2 separate regions of the Homo sapiens genome follow, and region 1 is linked to region 2. Evidence: read pairs that join two places in POLR2A ChIA-PET (ENCODE). Cell type or tissue: Caco-2. All regions are shown on one strand. Links, peaks and the distances in the headings refer to the core of each region. The heading gives the core; the rest is flanking DNA. Region 1 has its middle 98 kb from the start of LINC00862. Region 2 overlaps NR5A2 (nuclear receptor subfamily 5 group A member 2).

The links. Peaks named below come from ENCODE experiments on the same cell type or tissue, not always from the same donor. Only the 100,000 strongest peaks of a DNase experiment are listed, where the experiment ranks them.
Region 1: POLR2A ChIA-PET joins it to region 2 with 7 read pairs; 2 of 35 experiments call an interaction of 5 or more read pairs at or near these places.

The regions. Positions count from the first base shown.
Region 1 is chr1:200,273,885-200,276,804 of GRCh38, reverse strand. No RefSeq gene overlaps it. Among named protein-coding and RNA genes, the nearest start is that of LINC00862, 98 kb to the left of the region's middle. In Caco-2, for the core only: no CTCF peak of the experiment used is centred there; DNase peaks (open chromatin) are centred at 1,214 and 2,474.
Region 2 is chr1:200,105,700-200,108,619 of GRCh38, reverse strand. All of the region lies in intron 5 of NR5A2 (nuclear receptor subfamily 5 group A member 2), which reads right to left. LOC107985244 (a long non-coding RNA gene) reads left to right here. Exons shown (of 3, transcript XR_001738358.2): 2 at 161-215. Among named protein-coding and RNA genes, the nearest start is that of NR5A2, 79 kb to the right of the region's middle. In Caco-2, for the core only: no CTCF peak of the experiment used is centred there; no DNase peak of the experiment used is centred there.

The sequences.
Region 1 (2,920 bases), core at 133-2,632, 170 kb before region 2:
TGTCTCTCTCTCTCTCTCTCTCTCTCTCTCTCTCTCTCACACACACACACATTTCTGTAACTACCAGTTTAAAGGATTGAGTGATCCTGAAGACGTGTGGAGAGATAGACCCTGCCCATGCTGTTAGCAGTGGTCACCTGCTGGGGGTGCAGGGAGATAAGAAAAAAAGTCTATCAAAGACTAAAGAAAAGAAAAGCTCATTATAGAAATGTTAAAAATCAGGACACAAATATTCTATCATGGATATTACTTACAATGCGTAAACAATGAAAACGCAGATGGACAAGGACCTGATTGTAACAGGAATAAAAGTAATACTTGGGTAAGAGGATTATGAGCAAAAGGAAAAATACATGAACACAAGACAGAGATATCCAGACAAACAAAATAAACATTAAACACCTTAGGATAGCAGCCTATGTGTGGGAGGAGAGAGGATGGGAGTGAGTAGGAAGATCAAAAGGAAATTTAAAAAATATTAAAGAGAAGGCACGTGTACAGCCCAGTGACATTGAATGGAGGTGGGAGTATGATGAACTCAACACTCTGCACCTAAGGTTAAAAAAAGTCAAATAAGAACTTTCCCCTAGAGTAGCTTATGTAAAGAACAACAATACTAGAACTTACATAGAGCAAGATGTACCCTCGACTTTAGGGTCCACTTTTCCACAGAGCGTAATTCAAGGATGACTGCGGTGAGCCACGTCCCCAGAGGTAGAGTAACTAAAATTTAGCAAGAGTCTGAGTAAGGACTAGTAAGTGTCATTATTATTCCATGCATGGGAATTCCCAGATCTGTCCTCCATGGACTCAGGCTAGCGTTACCTGTAATGATCAGCAAGAGAAGGAACGAACGTTCAGCCCATCAATGCCGTTGCTCTTGTAAACCAGACTAGATCACCCTGGGGAGAATATTAGCTATTAATTAGTTCCTTTAAATAGTGCCTTTGAACTTTTGGAATTAAAATTAATTGATGGTCTAAAGGAATGCCATGTAATTTCTATGGCATTGAGACTTTCTTCCCCTGGGATTAATCTGACTTTGTTCTTTCCCCCTCATTTTCCCAAGCTTGGATCTTTTTAACAGCCGATTGCACTTATCTTTTGAGCTTTGAACCCTGCCCCAGTGGATAAGTAATTTCATTTAGGTAAACAGTCTCCAGAAATAGATTCAAACAGTGAGCAAACAGCTTGTTTGTGATAACAGGCCCTGCCTTGCAGCCTGGTGTGTGAGGCTAACGGTCTCACGTCTGCTGATGGCGGTAGCTGACTTCCCCTCTTTGTAAACTGTCCCCCAGATGTGTTGCATTCTCTCAAGGTGGAAGGCAGGTCTTGTAAATAAACTGGGTTTCTCCAGGACTGATGCAGGGACCAGAGAGTCACATATAACGGCAGAGTGGTTTGTCCTGTCGGGAGGGTCTCACTGTCTGGTGTCGACCATCCTTGTCATGAGCCCGGGGGTTGCTCAAAGACCGAGATAACACAGTTGCCTTCCCTCTGCTGGAACGCATCCTATATATGACACTCATTATAGTTAATGGGCTGTTAGCTTTTCCATTAAGGGATTCTTCTAAGGGTTTATAACCTGGTAATAACAATAATTTGCTTCAGGCGGAAACTCCTGTAACAGGTATGAACAGCCCAACTCTTATCAATGTTGCTTGGGCTGGGGGAGTTGGGTCTGCTCCATACAGCATGCAAAAGGAAACTTGTCCAGGAACTAGAGGTTTTTCCCTTATTTATTTTCTTTTACAGTCACAATTGTAATAGCTGTATTTGGTATAAAATATTTCCAGAGAGGACGGTGTCATTGAGAGTCCTGAATGGGGCCAGCACATCTGCCATGAGAGCTCTGGGAATGTTGTGTGATTGGTGGTTGTGAGAAGCCAGATGCGGAGATCAGTCAGGAAACCCGAATGCTGATTCCAACTCCACAGTATATTAGCGTGGCTACCTGAAGAGCAGAGAGAACCCTAGCCCCCTTCTTAGCACAACTCACAAAGGCCTGAGTGGTCAGGCAGCCCACACAAAGTCCATGAAGGATCCACATTTATCCAAATACTGAAAGCTCTGGGCTTTGAAGAAGGCCATCCAGCATCCTATAGACCACAGGCAATGTTCTTGAGTGGCTTGGCCTGAGACACTTACTAACACAGGGCTAGGCTTCATGCTTGAAAAGAAGGTTACATGGTGTAATATTATGATATAATTATAATGATGTAATATTATGGTATAATAACCAAATATATACATTTGGTTTCTGCTTCTGGTTCCTGGCACATAGCTCCTAAAATCCTTGGAATCTCCAAAGTGATGTGTATTTGCATGCTGTCACGATGAACTGGTATATGTGTGTGTTTTAGGGTAGTGGTGGGGCCTGGATAGCCTCAGGATGGAAGCTGGTTGCCAGAGGAACCAACTATGTGATTAGAGGGTTGGAATTTATAGTCTTCTGTCCTCAACCCCCACCCTCGACCTCTGCCCTGAAGGAGGAGAGAGGGACTGAAGGTTGAGTTGATCACCAATGGCCAATGATGTAATCAGTCATGCCTATGTAATGAAGCTGCCATAAAAACCCAAAAGGACAGGATTCGAGAGCTTCTGGATTGCTGAACACATGGAGGTTCTTGAAGGGTGGCCCATCAGGAGGGGGCATGGAAGCTCCGTGCCCCTTCCTGGGTACCTTGCCCTGTATTACTTCATCTGGATGCTTATCTGTGTCCTTTGCAATACCCTTTATAACAAATAGGTAAATGTAAGTAAAGTATTTCTCTTGAGTTTTTTTAGAATATGAAGAATATATATATATATTCTTCATATATATATGAAGAATATATATATATATATGAAGAATATATATATATATATATATATATATATATATATATATATATAAAAGAGTTTTTTTTTTCTCATGGTT
Region 2 (2,920 bases), core at 179-2,678:
TTGGCTCCCCAGAAACAATTACCATACATGTTAATGTTGCATCAAATTTCTAAGTGGGTGGGGGACTGTAGAATCCCCAAAGTCTATTTATGGACACCTAAAAAGGATTCCAGCTTAAGAACCTATTTATACAAGAAAATTTATTATTCCCATTTTGCAGGTGGAAAAATGGAAGAACTGAGACTATCTTCTGGCCATGAACAGAAGGAGAAAAGGTGGGTGAAAATTAAGAGAAGTATGTCAGCCAGGTGTGGTGGCTCACAGCCATAATCCCAACACTTTGGGAGGCCGAGGTGGGAGGATCACTTGAGTGCAGGAGTTCAAGACCAGACTGGGCAACATAGGGAGATTACAAAAAAATGTAAAAATTAGCTAAGTGTGGTGGCACACACCTGCTACTCCGGAGGCTGAGGTGGGAGGACTGCTTGAACCCAGGAGGTTGAGGCTGAAGTAAGACATGACTGTGCCACTGCATTCCAGGCTGGGTGACAGAGCAAGACCCTGACACACACACACACACACACACACACACACACACGTATGTCTTCTAGAGCCATCTCATCAAGGGGTCTTCCTCTTCATTTGCATTTGATGGTTCCTGTCCTTCATATATAACTTGACAGAAATAGTTACGGTAACAAGACCTTGCCACAATTAAGCCATACTAAAATTGTAAGACAACAATCTGAGGCCGGGTGCCATGTCTTATGCCTGTAATCCCAGCACTTTGGGAGGCCGAGGCTGGCGGATCCCTTGAGGCCAGGAATTCAAGACCAGTCTGGCCAACATGGTGAAACCCCGTCTCTTAAAAAACTAGCCAGGTCTGGTGGCAGGCGCCTGTAATCCCAGCTACTCGGGAGGCTGAGACAGGAGAATTGCTTGAACCCAGAGGGCAGAGGTTGCAGTGAGCCGAGATCGTGTCACTGCACTTCAGCCTGGGTGACAGAACAAGACTCTGTCTCAAAACAAGCAAAAAACAGTCTGACTTTTCCTAGATTTCTTTTCTTTTAGGATGCTGAGGACACACTTCAAAATCTGCATATCCTCTGTTCCTCTGCTTCTCTAAAAATTGCAGGAATAGGTGAAATTGAGCCTGTCTGTTTTCTGTAATTAGTACTTCATTTTTGTTTTGTATTCTGTGCTGTTCACATTATCCTGTCTTCCTTTGTGTCTAACACGGCATCTCCTATAATCTCCCTGCTTTCGCAAAGTATTATGATTGTTTGCTTATTGTTCTGCCTTCCCTGAGGGCAGGGACGGATTCTGAAGCTACAGCTCCCAAGTGTCTTCCCTGGTGCCTGGCAAAAAAAAAAAAAGCCACTTAATAAATGCTTGCTAAATGAAGGAACAAATGACTGAATTACTTTCACTTCTGCAGTTTTCTGTGTATCTTGTGCATCTAGCCCACAACATAAGCAAACAACTCTTTCATTGTTTGTTTGTAGAATTAATGACAATCTTTACAGGGCAGTGACTACCTCAGCAACTTGCATCTGACCCTTCTCACACGTGCCCTGCAGGTCTGCACCCACAGCTGGCCCTTGGTAAAGACTTGACTGATTGTTAATTTTAACACCCAACGCCGCCCCCGCCACTCGAGCAATTGATTCCTTGTTTTAATACTCTCCGAGGAGGTTTTCTATGCCAACATTCCATTTCATTATTTTCCATAATTGATTATGTGGTATTTTATATTATCTTGAAATTGGTGAGTGTGCAGCTTCATGGTGCTTTGGATAACATAGTTTTTACGCAGCTCTATGAATAAAAAAAATAGGGTAAATGTGATGCCTGGCTTGTTCCCTTGTTCTCAACAATTGAGCAATGTTGACAATTTTGAAGATTTTTTGTTTTTTAAGAAAAACAGAGTTATGGGGGTGTGGGTAGAAAAAGGAAGGGGAGAAAAATAATCTACTTCTTTTAAGCAAATTCTCCAGGTATTAATGCTGTCAATAAACAATTTAGAGTGGCATCTAGGCAGTTCTGGGAAGAAGACCAAAGAAGTTTAAGTTCCACATTATATAGCAAAACCTCTCACTAGTGGTTAGCAATACCACCTCATATAATCGTGTGTTATCAGCTACAATAAAAGGAAGGGCTTATCTCAGAAACCTAGTTACTTATCAGAGAAACTATTTATATTGATATTATAGATGAGAGTGTAAAGGAATACAAGTCCCATATTGTTATGAAGCACAACTTCCCATAACCCAGAAAGTTAATCATTAGAAACTTGTACTTTTTCATAAGAAGAGTGAATCTAGGCCGGGCATGGTGGCTCACGCCTGTAATCCCAGCACTTTGGGAGGCCAAGGCAGGCAGATCACAAGGTCAGGAGTTCGAGACCAGCCTGGCCAACATAGTGAAACCCCGTCTCTACTAAAAATACAAAAAATTAGGTGGGCATGGTGGCGGGTGCCTGTAATCCCAGCTATTTAGGAGGCTGAGGCAGGAGAATCACTGGAACCCAGGAGGCAGAGGTTGCAATGAGCCGAGATGGCACCACTGCCCTCCAGCCTGGGCCACACAGCAAGACTCTGTCTCAAAAAAAAAAAGAAGAGTGAATCTGGCCAACAATTAGAAGAAAAATGTGTAGATCTTTGTCAAGCCCACATTTAGCCTATCAAAACCTTTTTGCGGCCCCCTCCCATTTCCCTTTTAATAGTCCAGCAAGTGAGCTGTTATTTTACTTTCCTTATTGCAGAGGCTTTTTAAAATTGACGTCATAGATCCTTGACCTCCTGGGCTCAAGCAATTCTCCCATCTCAGCCTCTTGAGTAGCTAGGACCACCAGAACTCACCACCATGCCGGCTAATTTTTTTTCTTTTTTGTAGAGACGAGTTCTCACTATGTTGCCCAGACTGGTTTTGAACTCCTAGACTCAAGGTATCCTCCTGCCTTGGTGTTCCAAAGTGCTGG